2 separate regions of the Homo sapiens genome follow, and region 1 is linked to region 2. A link is a loop called in an ENCODE intact Hi-C map of the cell type or tissue named here. Cell type or tissue: endothelial cell of umbilical vein. All regions are shown on one strand. Each heading gives the region's core, and the rest is flanking DNA. Links, peaks and the distances in the headings are about the cores only. Region 1 holds the start of CDC27 (cell division cycle 27). Region 2 holds the start of ITGB3 (integrin subunit beta 3).

Region 1 (10,203 bases), core at 632-8,631, 65 kb after region 2:
GAGCTGAGGCTGGGAATAAATCTGTACAAACCTTGTTAAACTAACCCTTATCTAATCTTTTGGGCAATGGAAAAGATGGTGATATCTTAAACTGGGATAGGAAATATTTTAAGACAATGAGGGGTTCCATTCCGAACAAAGTACCTATGAGACATCCAGATAAAGGTGTCCTCTTGGCAGTTAGTCATTTGGGCCTGGAGCTCTAAAAAGTAGTCTGGCTGGAGATACAAATTTTTCAAACCATTTGTAGATGAGAAACTGGGGCCACAAGAATGGATAGGGGCGGGGTATGGTGGCTTACGCCTGTAATCCCAGCACTTTGGGAGGCCAAGGTGGGTGGATCACCTAAGGTCAGGAGACCAGCCTGGCCAACATGGCGAAACCCCATCTCTACTAAAAATGCAAAAATTAGCCTGGCATGGTGGCGTGTGCCTGTGGTCCCAGCTACTCGGGAGGCTGAGGCAGGAGAATCGCTTGAACCTGGGAGGTGGAGGTTGCAGCGGGCTGAGATCACACCACTGCACTCCAGCCTGGGTGACAGAGTGAGACTCTGTCTCAAAAGAAAGGAAAGAGAAAGAAAAAGGAAGAAAGAAAGAAAGGAAGGAAGGAAGGAAGGAAAGAAAGAAAGAAAGGATAGTTTTGCCTAAGAAGAATGTGTAGGGTGGGTGAGAAGAAGGCCTAGAACAGGTCCTTGAAGCATGCTTAATATTAAAGGGGCTGGCAGAGGAGCTGCAAAGGAAACCGATTAAAAAACAGAGCAGTAGGCCAGGCGCAGTGGCTCATGCCTGTAATCCCAGCATTTTGGAAGGCTGAGGCAGGCAGATCACTTGAGGTCAAGAGTTCGAGACCAGCCCAGCCAACATGGCGAAACTCCGTCTCTACTGAAAATACAAAAATTAGCTGGGTGTGGTGGCGCACACCTGTAAATTCAGCTACTCAGGGGGCTGAGGCAGGAGAATCGCTTGAACCCAGGAGACGGAGGCTGCAGTGAGCCGAGATAGCGCCATTGCACTCCAGCCTGGGTGACAGAGCGAGACTCTCTCAAACAAACAAACAAACAAAAACAGAGCAGTAGGAGGAAAGCTAGGAGATGGTGTCATTAGAGAAGCCAAAAGAAGAGGATGATTTGACCAAAGAGTAAACATGGTGAGGGTGGGGTGGGGGTGGTGGGGTGCAAGGTCAGGTAAGGAGGCCATAAAACCGCACGCAACAGGGACAAAATGAAGGGTACAGACAAGGAGGACTGAAAGACTTCAGGAGAGTACACTTACTCTGGGCTATGTTTCAGTGGGACCTACATTTTGCTACTGATATCACGTCTAGCTTTTTGAATAGTTCCCTAAATGCCAGCCTCCAAATCTGACTGAATATGAAATAGACCAAGAAGCAGGCTTAGGAGAAAAAATAATTTTCCAATTCCATTTTTGGAATAATGCTGTTGTAACCCAACTCCACTCACTAGCCAAACATATTGGATAACGGATGACAGCAGGATGCCCAAGTGGTTGATGAATAGCGAGTTTAAGTAGGTCAATTAGGAGCAGAGAAGGAAGTAAAAACACTCCAAAATACCCCATCAAAGTACTTCAAACAATGTGGCTTTGCTGTGGATGAGTAGAAACCACAACAGATGTATTAGCCTGGTCAACAACAATCAGAAAGGAGATGCTTTTTTTTTTTTGAGACACAGTCTTGCACTGTCACCCAGGCTGGAGTGCAGTGGCCCGATCTCAGCTCACCGCAAGCTCCGCCTCCCAGATTCACGCCATTCTCCTGCCTCAGCCTCCCCAGCAGCTGGGGACCACAGGTGCCCACCACCACGCCCGGCCAATTTTTTGTATTTTTAGTAGAGATGGGGTTTCACTGTGTTAGCCAGGATGGTCTCGATCTCCTGACCTTGTGATCTGCCCGCCTTGGCCTCCTAAAGTGCTGGGATTACAGGCGTGAGCCAACGCGCCTGGCCTTTTTTTTTTTTTGAGACGGAGTTTTGCTCTTGTTGCCCAGGCTGGAGAACAATGGCGCAATCTCAGCTCACCGCAACCTCCACCTCCCAGGTTCAAGCGATTCTCCTGCCTCAGCCTCCCAAGTAGCTGGGATTACAGGCATGTGCCACCACGCCCAGCTAATTTGGTATTTTTAGTAGAGACAGGTTTTCTCCATGTTGGTCAGGCTGGTCTGGAACGCCTGACCTCAGGTGATCCGTCTGCATTGGCCTCCCAAAGTGTTGGGATTACAGGCGTGAGCCACCTCACCCAGCCAGGAAATGCTCTTTTTTAGGTTAAAAAAAGAAAAAAGGCTTTAGGCAAATTCTAAGCCTATAAGCCAGAGTGCCAAGCATCAGAGGCTCTTTAAATGCTGACTCTAGATCCATATTTTCACAAAGTATCATCTTTATGTATCCTCTGTGGTAAGGTCCTATATTTAGGTTTACAAAACTCTGCTGCACACATACAAGACTTGGGTTGGCAGCATGTTGTGTGAAAAAGAGCTGAGTCCGTAAATGACCACACAAGTTTAGCATGAGCAAACAGTGTCATGTGACTGCTAAAAAATGTAAATACAGGCTGGGCACAGTGGCTCACACCTGTAATCCCAGCACTTTGGGAGGCCGAGATGGGTGGATCATGAGATCAGGAGTTTGAGACCAGCCTGGCCAACATGGTGAAACCCCGTCTCTACTAAAAATACAAAAATTAACCGGGCGTGGTGGTGCGCACCTGCAATCCCAGCTACTCGGGACGTTGAGACAGGAGAATTGCTTGAACCCCGGAGGCGGAGGACGCAGTCAGCCGAGATTGCGCCATTACACTCCAGCTCTGGGCAACAGAGCAAGACTCAGTCTCGGAAAAAAAAAATGTAAATACAACTGTAGTCCACTTTAATAGACGTGTCCAGATAATAATAGTCCAACTGCATTCTGAATTATTCAGAATAAATCTGGAGTACTGTGTTCAGTTGAAAGGGTCACATTTTAAGAGTGATAGCTCTTACTTATCCCTTTCTTTCCATTCCCAATCTTAGATACTCTCATCTCATATCTAGCGTGGTAGATTGTTTCCAAAGATGACCCAAAAACTCCTCCCATGGCACACGCCCTTTGTGGTGTTACTTTGCCACTCTTCCCATTAAGAAGTAGACTATTCCTCCTGGTGAATCCAGGGTGGCTCTGAGTCTTACTCTGACCAACAAGAAGTGATGCTCACAGGCCTAGGCCTAAGGGACCTCACAGCTTCTATTTTTGCGCACTTTGTTGTCAACCACCAAGTCAAGAAGCTGGAGCTAAACTACTGACTCATAAGAGGCCAGTGTGAAAAGAGAGGTCATGCAGAGAAGAAATGAAGGACCCAGCCAATAGCTACCACTGACACCCTAGACATGTGAGTGAAGCCATCTTGAATCTTTCAGCCCTAGCCAAGCCAGTGCTGGTGATGTTCTTCTATATCTGTGTGACTGTCCAATATGGCAGTCACTAGCCACATACAGGGCTACTGAATCCTTGGAATGTGGCTAGGGCATCTGAAGAACTTCATTTTTAATTTCATTTTAACTTAAACTTTAAATAGCTAATGGCTACTTTCCAGGCCAGTGTAAAAGTCTGTTACCACTCAAGTCATCCAGCATAATCCCGCTAAAGCAACTGGGCACAGGGCAGCCAAAAATCATCTTAGCACCTGCCCTTTAGGGGCTATAAGTATATATACAGTGACAAGACAAGGCGGTGGAGAAGGATGCAGTGTAGCTCTGTCAGCCTTGTTTTTAAAAATGAAAGAAAAAATATCTCCCTCTAACATCACCCAAAGGGAAATTTCCAAGCAATGGAATATATCATGATTCTCACATCTAGCCTAGAGAGCTCCTGACTAGAAAAGTAACTTTCAAAAACTGTTTCCTCATCTGCTGAAAAACAAAATTTAAACAGTCCCCTGGTTCACTCTTTTTGGGGGGAGAAGGGGAGCAGAAAGGAAATATGAGAGAGTCTACATTGCATGCTAGACACGGCCACATTTATAATACATCGAATTCTCTTAATCCTTTTTTTTCAAACTAAGCGAACATAAGTTCAGAGAGGTAATTTGCCAAGGACCTATGACTAGTTAGTGCTAAAGATAAAATTCAAAACCAGGCCTCTGAATTTCCGACCCCCTACTCTTCCCACCACAGCGGAATGCCTCACCTATCAAAAATAAAAATTTCTAATGGCCTATTGAGCTTTTCCATGATCTCTTCACCTAAGTAACTATTTCCAATTAATGCCTTCTTAGCAGACTGATCCCATTTTTCCTCCCTTCACTTTCCTATACTTCTTTTTCCTCTAATTTTACCCATCCTTCAAACTCCATTTTAAACTTTTTTTTCCTTCCATAGAACTTTCCTTATCTTATCACAATTGCCCTCTCTGAATTTTTATATTACTTATAATAGGCACCATATAATATAGCGTTCTCTGTTACACTGCTTTTCCCTTAAATAGACCTTAATCTCCTTGAAGACAGAAGCTATCCTATGTCTTTGGGGAGTGGCAATCTTTCCAAATTTCTTTAGCTTTCCCCCAGAGCCGTGAGTAGATACTTCTGGAATGGACGAATGATCTAAACTCAATAGACAAATACTTGTTGATTCATTAAAGACAGCCCCAAACTCTGCTGTTTCACCCTTTGCTTCATAATCTACAGCACACCAATTAATCCAAAAGGGCTGAGGGGCTAATCCACACTGCAGCCCCGCCACGTAACGCTACCCGCCCGCGCTGTCACGCCACGCCCAGCCTGCTGGTTGCAGATTTGGCGTAGCCCAACCCTGGGACGGCCGATTGGGCGTGGTGTGCGTGGCTGAAGGCGTGGCTGAGAAGAGAAACCTACGCTTTGGGTCAGACTCGGTAGCTTCCGGTAATCTTCGACAATTTCCGGCAACGGTTTTCTCTCTCGTCGACCAACCTCGGGTATTTCCGACTCCCTTCGGGCTTTTCCGTCTGGTTCCCGCTCGGCTTTCTCCACTTCGGGTATTCCCGTGTCCCGCTCGGAAGCACTCGGCAATCGCTCGGCCTCCCCCATCCCCCGGTAACGGTCGCTGGTGAGTTTAAATGAGCAGGGGCTGGCCGGGCCGGAGCCGCTACAGGGGGGGCCTGAGGCACTGCAGAAAGTGGGCCTGAGCCTCGAGGATGACGGTGCTGCAGGAACCCGTCCAGGTAATGATAACCTTCTTCTCTGGGGCTTGGCTGGCAGCCTCGGTCGGGAAGCAGCAGCGTAGGGCCACTCCGCGGCCTGGTGCGGCCTAGGCCCGGCTGCTTCTCCCGCCTCCCCTGCTGCCGTGTCCTGCCTATCTTTAGTCAGTTCGGAGGCCTTGCCCACAGCCTAAGCCGTGTTACCTCTGGCCCTACATTACTTCACCCTTAGCGTGAGCGGCTTCGGCGAAAATAACCGCCTTTCCCGTCCGAGCCAACGTCCGGCCAGCCTTTCCTGTCAGTCCAGGGGCCTGGCTTGACTGGGGGTGGGAGATGAGGGGCCGAAAATGCACCCCAAGCGCTCTCTTGCCTAAAAGATGATCGAGAAGCACATTTGATCGGAGCTTGTGTGATCTTCGTGACGGTAGGGCAAGTTTACGGAGGTTTTTTTTATTTTGTCTTGTATGAGAGGGTGGAGGGAGCGTAGGATCGGTCTTTTTAATACTAATTTCTATTTTGGTAACAGACTTCCTATCCCACGTTTCCTTTCTCGGTGAATTTCCCACCGGACAATGATGGTTTGAGAAGACAACTCCAAGCCTCAGTGCTGAGGCGCAAGCACCAATACCAGGGGAGGAGGTGGAAAGGGCACATTTGGGTTGTTTTCATCCTCTCTGATGGGGATCAGGAGCATTTTGTTGTGCATGTTTATAAGGCATTCAGGAAATGAAACACAAATAATGGTGTTTCTGTCCATTTCACTGCCTTTACACCAGGGTATGCTTTGACGCACAGTGCTGTGTTGCATTAAAGGAACCCTATTGGATTTTAAGTGTGTGATGCGGTGCCAAGTCATTTTCCCCCCTGACATCTGGAGAAACTGTATCTTTTGTGCCTTGGTAATGGACCAGGTCTGGGAGACTTCATCCCACTATATGATCTTTAACTTGATCAGAATTGACCTCTATCAACTGCTGTCATTGAGTCATGGACTTTATTTTGAAGTTATAAAGCAAACTGATTTTTAGAAATTCCTTCATATTGCCCTTAAAAGGCTTGAGGTATCAAACAGTAAATATTTTAATATATCACTACTTTCATATTTATTTCATTTTTCTAAACAGCATGAAATACTCATTTCTTCTAGTTTGGTTTTTTTCTCCAGCTGTTTACATATAGCAGCTATTAGTGTTTGAATTAATAAAACGTAAGATTATATCTTATGAAATTTACCTGTCTGTAAGTTGTATTAGTTTTTCTAGAGCTATTTCCATCCAAATTCTTTTTACCAGTATAGTTTCTTTTAAGATTTTTTTTTATTCTGGCTGTAGATGAGGTAATTATATATATATAATTTTTTAAGGCCTAACATGAACTTAAATAGATAAGCAGATTACTCAAGTTATTTAATTTCTGTTGCATATTCTTATAATTTTGTTTTAATAGTTAATGATTTTTTTTTTTTTGCCTTCTCTGGCCCCAGAAGTCTTCTAAAGTGATAAACTAGTTGCATTGATAGACTATAACCACCATTTAATAATAATTTCAGACTTTATAAAAGCATGGAAGGCCGGGCGTGGTGGCTTACACCTGAAATCCCAGCACTTTGGGAGGCTGAGGCGGGTGGATCACCTGAGGTCAGGAGTTCGAGACCTGCCTGGCCAACACAGTGAAACCCTGTCTCTACTAAAAATATAAAAAATTAGCCAGGCGTGGTGGTGGGCGCCTGTAATCCCAGCTACTTGGGAGGCTGAGGCAGGAGAATTGCCTGAACCCAGGAGATGGAGTTTGCAGTGAGCCGACATGGTCCCGCTGCACTCCAGCCTGGGCGACAGAGTGAGACTCCATCTCAAAATAAATAAATAAATAAAAAATAAAAGCATGGAAAAGAAAAGGAATATGTAGCCTGTTTCTAGATAGTACCCATCAGGTTTCCTGTTTGTCCTTAAAGTACTCTGAGCAGTAATACACTTTGATATTTTTAAGGCTTAAATGTCAAATTTGCTTCTTTTTCATAGCAGCATTGTCCATTAGATTTTTGAGATAGTGGTAGAAAGTTTTAGGATATGACTAGGTGAAAATTTTGGTTGTATAGTATAAGAAGCCATTCAAGAATGGATTTGGAACAGTGAGAAGAACAAGCAACTTTGGCTACAATGATAAAGATCAATGATCAGGGATAGTGCTGCAAATGGGAAAGAATTAGGAAGAGAATAAAAATAGGACAGATATATAAGATACTGTCTTTATTAAAAAAAAAACTATGATGACAGATTGCGTGTATTTGGAAAGCAATGAGAGTAAGTTGGAAAATTGTTCTTTCTTGGAATGCCTCAGAGTTGATGGTATTACTAGGCATAGGAAAAAGTTCACAGAAAATATGAAGAACTGTTTTCTGCATTTTTTTTTCTTTAAAGTTTTAATGTAGAATGGCCAGTCCGATATACCATATATGCCTAAATTAAAACTCCGTCTCAAATTACTACCTCTCAGAAGAGTATTACTTTATATTTGAGTCCTTACAAAAGTCTCACATATGAGGCAGAATTTCTGTCAGTTCTTTTATTTTTAATGGTAACTATTTGGAAAGACACACTAGCCTAAGTGACTTCAGTGAGAGCTTTTTGAATATTTATAAAAGTCACCTGGTGAAATTGGTTTTTAAAAAAGAAGCAAAGAGATTTTATATAGATTTAGCAATTATTCCTAGGGGTAAGACTTCACAGAAGTGTTGGATGAAGTTGTAAATAAGCCTTTCGAAAATTAATTTAATAAGCAATATAGCAATTGGGTACTATATACATGATACTGTTTTAGAGATCATTAGATGGTGAAGGAGTACTCTTGGCTGGGGATAAAATGTTCAGGGACAGCATCTAACATGGATTCAAAGAGTAACATATTTTGGCTACTCAATGAGAAATTTAGATTTAATGTGCATTGGTAATGAATAACCATTATATGAGCAGAAGAGTTTTTGAGCAGAGGAATTATGTAATAAAAGCACCACTTTGGGAATATTTATCTGGTGCTGTTGGAAAGGGAGGAAGAGACAAGAGTTAGACATACAGACTAGTAGAATAATCCAACTGCATGATCATGTAGACCAGGGCTGCTTAATCTGAGCACTATTGACATTTGGGGCAAGCTAATACTTTGTTGGAAGCTGTGCATTGTAGAATGTTTTGTAGCATCCCTGGCTTCTAACCACTGGATGACCCCTCCATTTGTGACAACCAAAAATACCCTCTAGACATTGCTAAATGTTGGGGCATTAATTGGGAGTAAGAAGGCAAAATTGCCCAGAGTAAGAACCACTGACGTGCATCTAAACTAAATCAGTATCCTAGAAATTCAATTATAATGTATAATATGAAATTTCAACAGTGATTTTTTTCTTTGTATCTTCTTACATTGTCTGAAGCCTTTATTATCCATTTATTTTATGGTTTTTAAAAAAGGGCAGCTGACTGGGCACAGTGGCTCACGCTTGTAATCCCAGCACTTTCAGAGGCTGAGGCAGACAGATCACTTGAGCCAAGGAGTTCAAGACCAACAAATAAAATAAAATAAAGACAGCTTTTTTGACAAAAACAAGAACACAAAATGTATAAAAAATTTAACAAAAACAAGTAAACAAATTTTTTGTAATAAGCTTTCTCTAACAAAAAATTTATAATGATTACAGGCCGGGCGCGGTGCCTCACGCCTGTAATCCCAGCACTTTGGGGGGCTGAGGCAGGCGGATCACGAGGTCAGGAGATCGAGACCATCCTGGCCAACAGGGTGAAACCATTCCTTCTCTACTAAAAATACAAAAAAAATTAGCCGGGCATGGTGGCAGGCACCTGTAGTCCCAGCTACTCAGGAGGCTGAGGCAGGAGAATGGCGTGAACCCAGGAGGTGGAGCTTGCAGTGAGCCGAGATCGCGCCACTGCACTCCAGCCTGGGTGACAGAGTGAGACTCTGTCTCAAAAAAAAAGAGAAAAATTTATAGTGATTACATTTAAGTCTAAGTACAACTTATAGAGGTTTGTTTATATTTTAAATAATATTTTATATTTAAGAATAGCTAGCTGGTAAGGAATTTTGCAACTTTAAGCTGTTGGTTTATTTATCTTTTAAATTAGTGCACCTGGGGACTAACCCATTAATCAGTCAGATTTCTCTTAAACATTTTTTAGGGGAGAGGGAGAGGAGCGTTGTTCTTTTTGGCTTCATAACTTTCTTTTAGCAGCATTTCGTTCATCTGGCTTTAATTTGTAGAACTCTAGCGGTAATGCACTGGGTGTTCTTTTAAGGGAAGGCCCACACCATCAGTTGGGCAGAGGTGCTGATTTTAGCCCTGTTCATCATCAGCTACTAATCTGTAGTGCCTTAGAGAATAATCTGTTCTTCCCCCCAATCCCGGCACAAGAGACACTGTTAGTCAGGAACTTAGAATTGATTGAGCAAAGCGGGATGGAAGCAGTATGTGAGATTCTCGAGATGGCAAGTTTTTTCTGATGCTCTTAAGAACTGGTGATAAGGGAATGATGTTCTGAGCAAAGCTTGATTTTAAGTCAGAAATGGATACAACTCTTGAATATGATACCTTTTTTCCTTCTTTTTTCCCCCCGCCCTTGCCTCTTATTTCTTTAATTTTAAAAGGACAGAAAAAATTTCAAAGCTCTAGGACTTTTTGACTTTAGTATATGTGTGTGAAATTTTCCTAGTGGTCCATAGTAGTAAAATAGCTGGTAAATCATTTGAGTCTTTTGTGGCTTATATATTGCAAAATAAGCAGTTGTAGCAGGTATGCTGGGGAGATGTTATGCAACAGAAACTACATATTTATTGAATTTCTTTATATTAAGAGATTGGCAAGGAAAAGGTTTTCCAAGTGCTTAATGTATGATAGTATACTAGGAGCATTATAAATGGATCATTTCATTTAATCCACAAAACAACTCCAATAAATAAACTCCATTTATCAGATGAAGAGATTGAGGCTGAGAAAAGTTGAGTATTTCCCACAAAGTCCCACTACTGGAAGTGCTGGC
Region 2 (10,203 bases), core at 1,394-9,393:
ATGCCCAGCTGATTTTGTATTTTTAGTAGAGACAGGGTTTCTCCATGTTGGTCAGGCTGGTCTTGAACTCCTGACCTCAGGTGATCCGCCCGCCTCGGCCTCCCAAAGTGCTGGGATTACAGGCATGAGCCACCGCGCCCAGCCAAGAAATAACAATATTTGTTATTTTGACTTTTTTAAAATGTGTATCACCTTGTTCTTTTTCTTTCTCTCCTTGAATATTTAAACATCTTCACTAACTGAACTAAGAAATTGAACTAACTCAACTATAAAACCGAGAGAGGGGGGTAAGTAAATAGTCTTTTCATGGGAACATGACAGAAAAACAGAAATAAGACATCTAGTGTTAGATCTAGTGTTAGAATTTGTCTAGCAAGCTTTCTGGTTTTGGCCAAAAAGCCACCCACCCACCCACCCTCCCAAAAAAAAGGAAAAAAAAAAAGTCAAGTGGGTTGTTTTTTCAGAGATGCTACCAAAAATGTAAAAAGGTAGAATAGCCCCCAGGTTTACTTAACAACTTCTGACTCCAAGCATCATGACATACAATATTTGGCCACAAAATATCTGTTACTCCTATGAGCAAGAATAATAAGTGTTGGTTGCTACAGAATCCTCTCTAGTATCCTGAAGTCTTTAACTACTTAGCACATGGAAAATCTAATGACTTATATATAGCTAAATACATCTATCCAATTATAAAATTTAGAAGCTGAAAGCTGGGGAGCACCTCCAAAGTTTAACGGATCCAGTCCCACTGCTTTCAGGGTAACTGTTCCAACACGGAGGATGACGGAGTGGCCTCAGACAATGTCTTAGAGTTACTGATAGATGCAGCATCATAGATTAACCCCAAATGTATTGTGCTAAGTGAAAGAAGCCAGACTGAAAGTCTATACACTGCATGCTTTCATTTATATGACATTTTGTAAAACATAGAACTGCAGGGACAGGAAATAGATCAGCAGTTGCAACCGACGAGGGTTGAGGGTAGGGTATCGATTACAAAAGAGCTGGGGGGGCACCTGGCACAGTAGCTCACGCCTGTAATCCCAACACTTTGGGAGGCCGAGGTGGGCAGATTGCCTGAGCTCAGAAGTTCGAGACCAGCCTGGGCAATATGGTGAGACCCTGCCTCTAGAAAGAAAAAGAAGGGAAAAAAAGAGCTTGGGGGAATTTTAGGGGATGATGGAAAAATTCTGTATCTTGATGATGGCAATGGTTACTTGACTATATGCATTTGTCAAAATTCATAGAACTGTATGCACTAAAAAGGGTGAATTTTACTGTACATAAATTATACCTGAATTATCTAACAAAAAAAAAAAAAGAGTGTTTTTGGTGAGACTGTGTGTGTGGACAGAAAGGCAGATGCTATCACTTTTTTGCTGGAGAGTCTCACGTTTCAATAAATGCCAGCAGTTCCCACACGGGGAATAGGCAGTTCCCCTAAACAGAGTCATTTCCCTGCTCCCACCTTCATTTCCACTAGTGGCCTGAGCTCCATCAGGCACAATGAAGGTCCCACTCAGGAAGGGCCAAGGTTCAGGAAGAGGGAGCAGAGGCGATGGGGTGGAGCAGCCCACTCTGTGGGCAGCAGAGAGGGCTGGGTAAAACGAAGCGGTTCATCCCTGAAGCTGCTCAGTCACTCCCTCGGTTAATTATCTGTCTTCTGATTCATGAGTTGTGGTTCCTGTGGGCATGCTTCCTGGAGATTTCTGCCAACAAGGGAAGAAGGGTTCTTGGGACTGGGAGGGGATGATAACCTCAGATCCCAAGTAGGGTGGGGAGCTTTAGAGGAGAAATTTCGATCAGGAAATTCTAAAGTCATAGCCAGACTCCCCCTCCTCACTGTGGTGTGCTTGCCCCATCTTATGGTCTTCCCAGGAGACCTCTGTCACTCCTCACCCTTGCCCCAACACCCACACGTCCAAGGGGGAGAAAGGAGAATGTTGCCCTTCTAACGGCTCCTCCCAGGAGGGAAAAAAAGGCAGACACTTTACAGAGGATCCCTTGAGTTTTTCACACTCTCAGATCACAGGTCTAAATGGTGCAACAGTGCAGCGGCCCAAATGCCCAAAGAATTCATGATCTTGGCTATGTTTTCATACCCTCCAGATTATCCAAACGGAGCACTTGAGGATCTTGTATGAATGAGTGCAAATATTCAAATATTGGGTTTCTTAAAGGGAGGCACATCATCTATAGATGCCTTTACATAGCATTCCACAGATATTTGTTTTGCTGCCTATGTGCCAGGCAGTGGGCATAGAGTATTGAACAAAATAGACATGTCCCTCTTCTCATGGAACTTGAAGTCTTATAGATCCTTTTATCTTCCTCTTTTTTCAGATACAGGGCTTGAGGTTTTCTTATGGGTAAAGCAAATGTATAAGCCTTTTTCCTTCTTGGCTTCTTCTGTGGATTCTTGCCGGGTTAGAGTAGCTGAGATATGCCAAACCAGCAATGAGGAACGAGTTGAAATAAGAGGGACCCCCTCTCACATATGTGGGGGAAAGGGACCCCATCAGTTTCATTCTGGAAGCCTGCATAGCGCATATGCATGAAGTAGTAACAGCTTTTGCCTCCAATACATGGCAGATAGCATGGATAGGAAGAATAATGACAATAGTAGTTGTCATTCATTAAACACTTATTTTGTGCCTCTGTTTCATTTAATCAGCATAATCATAGGCATTGTTTCCTCTGCCTTACAAATGAGGAAACTGAGGACTCAAGAGATTAGGTAACTTATTTAAGGCCACACAGCCTACAGGAGACAAAGTCAAGAATCAAACCCACATCTTACTGGCTTTAAACCATAGCCCTCCCTTTCCGAAGCCAACAAGCCTTCCTGCTGTGTTTCTCCAGGACCTGAGGATACCTGCAGAGGGCTTCGATTGGAGAGCTTCTAGGATATAAACTCCAGAAGAGAAATAAGCACCTCAGCTTAGACCTAATTAGGTCAGAATAAAAACCTAAACACGAGGAAGACACAAAACCCATACTTCCTGGGTGAAGCTAAAAAGATCATCTTTGTACATAAAATGAAAAACTTGATGCTATCCTCAGTCAATCTCTCTTCTCCCCAAAGCAGACTCCGCTACTCTGGGACAACCTCTCTGTGCCACTCAGCTCTTTCTGTGCCCCTTCAACACTTGGAGTCCCAACACAACTCTCCTACTCTCATCCCACCATCTGCTTCCCCAGGGATCTGAAGACCCTACCACCAACACTGGGATGGCAGATATAAATATAGTAGAAACTGATTTGTGAGGTTGGGGGGGGGGGTATTACTCTGGAAGTCTGACTTTAGAGCCCCTGCCCTTAAACACTACTGTACACTGCTTCTCAGAGAGAGTGTGGGGCTAGCTCAGCACAACCCATTACCACTTCTGGAATCGCCCCAATCACAAGATTAATCTGTGAACAGATCGCCTAAGGATTTTTTTTTAATTTTTAGTAGAGATTAGGTCTCACTATGTTGCCCAAGCTGGTCTCGAACTCCTGGGCTCAAGCAATCCTTCTACCTCCACTTCCCAAAGTGCTGGGATTACAGGCGTGAGCCACCGTGCCTGACCAGATATCTTAAAGGATCTTTTAATGCAAACTTACGTATGTCAATGCAGTGGAATCCAATACACTCCAAAGTGAATTTAGAAGACTGTGAATGTGAAAATTTTTTAATGACAGCAAAAATTGTCGTAAGTGCATGGAAGCAAGCATCTCATCCTGGACAGGACAAGGATACCCTTTTTTTAATTATGTATTTATTTATTTATTTATTTATTTATTTTTACTGAGTTGCCCTGGTGGATTTCTCCATTCCCGGCATCAATAGCCAGCAGCATCTGACCCAAGGCTCCACATGTCCCAGGGCAGAATGCTGGAGATTCTTATTTCTGTGTCATAGTCATCAGACTGCTCACTGCACGCTAACACTATCAGCTGATCTGTTTTAGTCCCAGTCACATAGGAAATGCAGCAATAACCACTGCAATATTCCTCTACATATCAACTGTAATCCCTCCTTCAAGATACCCTTGGCCGGGTGCGGTGGCTCACGCCTGTAATCCCAGCACTTTGGGAGGCCAAGGCAGGCTGATCACGGGGTCAAGAGATCGAGATCATCCTGGCCAACATGGGGAAATCCCGTCTCTACTAAAAATACAAAAATTAGTAGGGCGTGGTGGTGCGTGCCTGTAATCCCAGCTACTCGGGAGGCTGAGGCAGGAGAATCCCTTGAACCCGGGAAGCGGAGGTTGCAGTGAGCTGAAATCGCGCCACTGCACTCTAGCCTGGCGACAGCGAGAGTCCATCTCAAAACAAACAAACAAACAAAAAAAGATATCCTTGCCCTGTCCAGAATGAGTTATACGTCTATACATACACAGAAGAGTCTTGACGGGAATCACTAAAGTATTTTCGAATAGTTTATCTTTGAAGTGAATTTATCAACAAATCTTCCCTTTTTAAAATAAATCCTGGCCAGGTGCGGTGGCTCACGCCTGTATTCCCAGCACTTTGGGAGGCTGAGGTGGGCGGATCACTTGAGGCCAGGAGCTCCAGACCAGCCTGGCCAACATGGTGAAACCGCGTCTCTACTAAAAATACAAAAATTAGCCGGCCGTGGTGGCAGGCGCCTGTAATCCCAGCTACTCGGGAGGCTGAGCCAGAAGAATCGCTTAAACCCAGGAGGCAGAAGTTGCAGTGAGCCGAGAACCCACCACTGCACTCCAGCCTGGGCGACAGAGCAAGACTCCGTCTCAAAAATAAATAAATAAATAAATAAATAATAAAATAAAATAACAAATCCCTTCTGCAGGGTGTAGATTGTTTTACGAGTACTACAGTTTTTATTAAAAATACTTACATGCACTCTTGTGTCATCCTCTGAGGCAGAGGCGGCCCCAGCAGACCAGGAGCCAGGGTTTCTCTCCAGCCCAGGCAAAATCACCAAGGACTCAGAGAGGACCACGGGCAGCAACCCCGGGCTGTGCCCGCTCCATCCCTCCACCTGTGTCCCCAGTACCAAAGAGGCCGAATGCCAATTGCCCTGACGGCTGACGGTGTGCGCAGCAGCCAGAGACAAAGCCAAGGATCCCACCGGCCCAAGGGAGCCTTTTCATGGCTCCCCGAATACACTAGAGATTTTTCGGGTGCAGGGTCTGCCCTGGGAGCAGAGGCACCGCTGCCACCTGGGGACACTGGAGGAGGCAAAGCCCTCATCCTGCTCCAAAACAACCCCGCAGGAAGCCAAGTTGAAGGTAAAAAAAAGAAAGAAAGAAAGAAAAAAGGAAAAGAAAAAACCTTCTGGAGAAAGCGTAACAGGAGAAATTGGAAATGTGGGGAAACTGGCAAACCCGCGCGCGCGCACGCTCTCACCCAGGAAGCTACAGCGGCATCCCTCTGCCAAGGCGCGGGAACAACCCCCGGAAGCCCCACCTCGCCTTGGCTCCTGGGCCAGTCGTCCTTGGCCCGACCAGGACCACCCGCGACGCGCGCAGCCCCGGGTGAGCGCGGGGCTCAGAGATGCGCCCACCGCACCGTGCGCGCCGCGGCGGCCGGGAAGGCGCTCAGCCTGGCTGATGGCTTCGGCGTCTCGGAGGACCCGCTCCCAGGCACCAGGCACCTCTCAGCCCCGCCACCGCCGGGCCAGGAAGGTCCCCAGCTCCCGGCTCCGACCGCGCCAGCCAGGACACGCGCATTCCCAGCGCAGACGCGCGGGACCAGCCCTCCGCGTTTGCCGGCTCCAAGTCCGCAACTTGACCGGGGCGCAGATCCTGGGGCAGCTGCGACGCTGCCGAGCCGGAGCCTCACTCACCTCCTACGCCAACGCCCGCCAGCGCCCCCAGCGCCAGCACAGTCGCCCAGAGCGGCCGGGGCCGCGGCCGCGCTCGCATCTCGTCCGCCTCCCGCGGCGCTCCGCCCGCCCCACAGTGGGCGCCGCCGCCCGCGGCCGCTTTTCCCGCAGCGGGAGGGGAGGGGAGGGGACGCGGTGGGTGGGACGCAACGGGGCGGGCCGCGGACTCGCGCTTCCTCCCCTCCGGCTTCTCTAGATCCCCTCGCGCTTCTCTAGACCCTGCGCCTGAGAGGGAGCGGTGGGAAACTATTGCTCCTCTCTCGCCGCCTCCCTCGCCTCGCCCACGAGGACCCGCCTGCCAGCCGGGTCGTCAGCGCATCCTGGTCCCGGGGGTCCGCGACTGGGCACTTGGTGTGCTTAGAAAGGCCAGGAGCCTGTGGCCCCTCTCCGGACCCTTCCAGTCCCGCCTCCTGGGAGACCCTGTTTCGCTGGATTCTTGGGACACATTCACCCACTACCTCGAGTTTCATTCATTCACACTTTAATTCATTTGACTGGCAAACATCTGCTGAATGCCTTCTCTGAACCGGTTCAGTCCTTTATTATTCACTAATTTTTTTCTTGCCTTAGTTTGGTTTTCCGGTAGACTACCTACCTGTTGAGGGCAAGACCACATCCCAAGCTTGCGTAAGCAGTGATAGGTCCATGAAGAGCCTCGCCCTACAAACACTTGCTTGCACCTAGCCAGTGTCTGAAAACGTTTCAGAACACAGCATATTGCCTCCAAATTCACACTCACAGGCTTTGGGACTTTATCTATTTTCCTCAAAGGCCTCCTGCCTGACTCCCCCAAACTGTGGCCCCTTATCTCCCACCCCAATCTTTCTTTGAGTCCCTGGGTCTTCCCCAGACTTAAAACCTCTGGAAGCTCAGAGAGGCAAAATACTATGGCTATGAGCAAGAGGGCACCAGGAAGTAGCTGGTAGTGCAGCCTGCCTCAATGGGTAGTCCTGATGGTGATAAAAACAAGGCCAGAGGCATCAGTTCCCCTTTAGGGCTTTCAGAGTGGCCCTGGGCTTCCCTACGCAGCGTGCCCACCCTCTTCTGAGACACACAAGATGCCAGACAACTGGCCCTGACCCATCTCTCCAGCCCATCTCCCACCCTAGTCCAAGAAGATACTTGTCATTCCCCAATGCTCCATGCCTTCCTATCTGACTGATTTTCCTTCCTTTTTCCACTTGGAAAATTCCACTTATCTTTCAAAACATCTCAGATGCCATCTTTTTCCATGTAATTTTTTTCTGACAATCCTCCACCTCCTGCCCCACCCTCCCAAACACTAGGACCTTAATAGTAACACACATCAGCTGAAGCGTCACTAGCAATTTGCAAGGGGAAAAGCCAGCTCTGCAAAGGGTACTTGGGCCCTCTGACCTGGGTTTTCAGGCTGAAGCTCCATCTACCTCCCCTGGCTGCAGAGGGCCTCTAGGCCAGAAGCATTTTAACAGCAGTGTCAATGCCCTGGAGCAAAGTTCAGGTCACATGGCCTGGTTACATCTCTGCCTAAGTATTTAGTTATCTGCTCCATTCCCATATATATAAAACCAATCTCCAGCCACTTAGGTGTCTCCTTAGCCTATCCCTGCTGTCAGCAACCACTTGGGGTGGGCACTGGCCTCAGCAAGTATGCTAAGTCCACAACCCTAGCCCAAGCCCTAGCAAACATGACATAATTGTGCAAGTGAGTCCATCCTGCACTCCCAGCCCCAGGGAAGGCAAAGGAGCTAGTCCATTCACATTTAGTATAGTAATTGATGGTTGTGTTTACATTTACTATCTTGTTATTCGTTCTATCTTTTTGGCTGGTTTCTCTGTTTCTCTTTTTCTGCTTTCTTTTGGGATAATTTTTTTTTCTCTACTGGCTTCCTAGCTACACCTCGTTTGCATGTGTGTGTGTGTGTGTGTGTGTGTGTGTGTGTGTTTGCTCTAGGTATTACAATATTCCTCCTTAACTTATCATACAGTAGCCTATGTTGAATTAATATTGAACAATTCTATGTAAATTGTAAGAACCTGTAAACTAAAAATAACATTATAAGCCCCCCCACAACTGTCTGAACTAACCCTTCCTCTCAGCCAAGGGCATTCCAAAGTTAATCTGAAAAACTAGTTCAGACCATGATGTGAAGCAGGTTTGGGGAAGGTGGAGGGGGGGTGGTGGTTGAATATGCCTCACAGCTGACCAGCATTAGCATCAACACAAAGACCTTAAGGCTGATAGAATAGACTCTCTAAGTCTGATAAGAAACATTAACAGTCTATTCTGTCTGAAGCCTCTGGCTTCATCTGCATGATAAAAGTTTGGTCTCCACAACCCTTTATCCTAACTCAGACATTCCTTTCTGTTGGTTCTAGGTCTTTAGATAATAACACTTACAACCAATTGCCAATGAAAAAATCTTTGAATCCGTCTCTAACCTGGAAGTCCCTGTGTCAGATGTCCTGCCTTTCTGGACTGAACCAATGTTCAATGTACATGTATTGATTGATGTCTTTTGTCTCCCTAAAATGTATAAAACTGAGCTGTAGCCTGACCACCTTGGGCACGTGTCTTCAGGACTTCCTGAGGCTATGTCATGGGCATGTGCTTAACCTTGGCCAAATAAACTTCTAAATTGATTGAGACTTGTCTCTTCAAGTACATTAAAGATGGTCTGCTGTTTGCTGTCTCCATCATCTCTGGTGAGAAGTCTGCCATCCTTTATATTCTTGTTTCTCTTTCTTCTCCTCCTGGATTTTTTTCCCTAACTTTTTATTTTGAAATCATTAATACTTACAGAAGAGTTACAAAATACTAAAGAGAGTTTTCTTATGTCCTTCACCCAGCTTCCCCTAACGTTCACATCTTACATTTCTACATCATAATTATCAAACACAGGAAATTAACATCGATATAATACTATCAATTCATCTAGCTACAGAATTTGAATTTTACCATTTTTTTTCCCATTAATGTTCTTTTTCTGGTCCAGGATCTAATCCATTGTATTTAGTCATCATGTCTCCTTAGTTGGCCTCAATCTGTGACATTTTCTCAGTCTTTCTCATTCATCACTTTGACACTTTTGAAAAGTCTAGGCCAGCCGGGTGTGGTAGCTAATGCCTATAATCCCAGCACTTTGGGAGGCCAAGGCAGGTGGATCACTTGAGGTCAGGAGTTCAAGACCAGCCTGGCCAAGATGGCGAAACGCTATCCCTACTAAAAATACAAAAAAGGGCCAGGCGTGGTGGCTCATACCTGTAATCCCAGCACTTTGGGAGGCCAAGATGGGCAGATCACCTGAGGTCAGGAGTTTGAGGTCAGCCTGGCCAACATGGTGAAACCCTATCTCTACCAAAAATACAAAAAATTAGCCAGGCATCATGGCAGGCACTTGTAATCCCAGCTACTTAGGAGGCTGAGACAGGAGAATCGCTTGAACCTGGGAGGCGGAGTTGCAGTGAGCCAAGATCACACCACTGCACATCAGCCTCGGTGACAGAGCAAGACTCCGTCATACACACACATACACACAAATTAGCTGGGCATGGTGGTACGTGCCTGTAGTCCCAGCTACTTGGGAGGCTGAGGCAGGAGAATCACTTGAACCTGGGAGGCAGAGGTTGCTGTGAGCCGAGATTGCACCGCTGCACTCCAGCCTGGGTGACAGAGGAAGACTCCATCTCAAAAAGAAAAAAAAAGAAAAGAAAAGTCTAGGCCAGTTTTTTGTAGTATTTTGTTTATTTGGGGCTTGTCTGTTGTTTTCTCATTTTGGACAATAATACCACAAAAATGATGTTGTGCCTTCTCAGTACATCATATCAAGGAGTATATGATGTTGATATGGCTTATTACTTTGATCACATTGTTAAGGTGGTGTCTGCCAGGTTTATTCACTATAAAGCTACCATTTCTGTGAATGACAGGGCCTTAGCAGATGGATAATAAAAAGTAAAAAAATACAAAAAAAAAGCTACCATTTTTCTCTTTGTAATCAATACATATTTAATGGGAGGATACTTTAATTTTATGCAAATATCATAATGGTTTCATAATTTCACCCACTAATTTTATCATCCATTGATGATTCTTAACTGCAACAATTATTACTGTGGCATTTGATTCACAGTGATTTTCTATTTTCCTTTTTCTTATACAGTTATTAATTAACATTCAACAGTAAAGAAGAGCTGTCCCTTCTCTTCCACTTTAAAATTTGTTTATTTATGTCAGTATAAACTCACAGATATTTATTTTATTGCAGGACTGATAATCCAGTACTATCATTATTATGCTGCTCAAATTGTCCCAGGTTTTTCTCTAGCTACTCTATTCAACATCATCTAGATGTCGTCTATCT

What was found. A loop is a pair of places that touch in the nucleus more often than their neighbours do. Peaks named below come from ENCODE experiments on the same cell type or tissue, not always from the same donor. Only the 100,000 strongest peaks of a DNase experiment are listed, where the experiment ranks them.
Region 1: a loop joins it to region 2, with 6 times the contacts of the local background. A loop is called at or near these places in 2 of 110 quality-filtered maps.

What each region holds. Positions count from the first base shown.
Region 1 is chr17:47,184,128-47,194,330 of GRCh38, reverse strand. CDC27 (cell division cycle 27) reads left to right here and starts at 5,036. Exons shown (of 19, transcript NM_001256.6): 1 at 5,036-5,185. The coding sequence starts at 5,159. It also overlaps a transcript of MYL4 not described here. RefSeq lists enhancers at 5,112-5,301, 4,832-5,428 and a silencer at 5,462-5,511. In endothelial cell of umbilical vein, for the core only: no CTCF peak of the experiment used is centred there; DNase peaks (open chromatin) are centred at 4,920, 5,360, 5,720 and 5,820; H3K4me3 peaks cover 1,730 bases; H3K27ac peaks cover 1,807 bases.
Region 2 is chr17:47,249,559-47,259,761 of GRCh38, reverse strand. It overlaps ITGB3 (integrin subunit beta 3), which reads right to left and starts at 5,935. Exons shown (of 15, transcript NM_000212.3): 1 at 5,822-5,935. The coding sequence starts at 5,900. It also overlaps the pseudogene RNU7-186P. RefSeq lists a silencer at 5,881-6,140. In endothelial cell of umbilical vein, for the core only: a CTCF peak has its summit at 5,838; DNase peaks (open chromatin) are centred at 1,581 and 5,841; H3K4me3 peaks cover 1,592 bases; H3K27ac peaks cover 2,119 bases.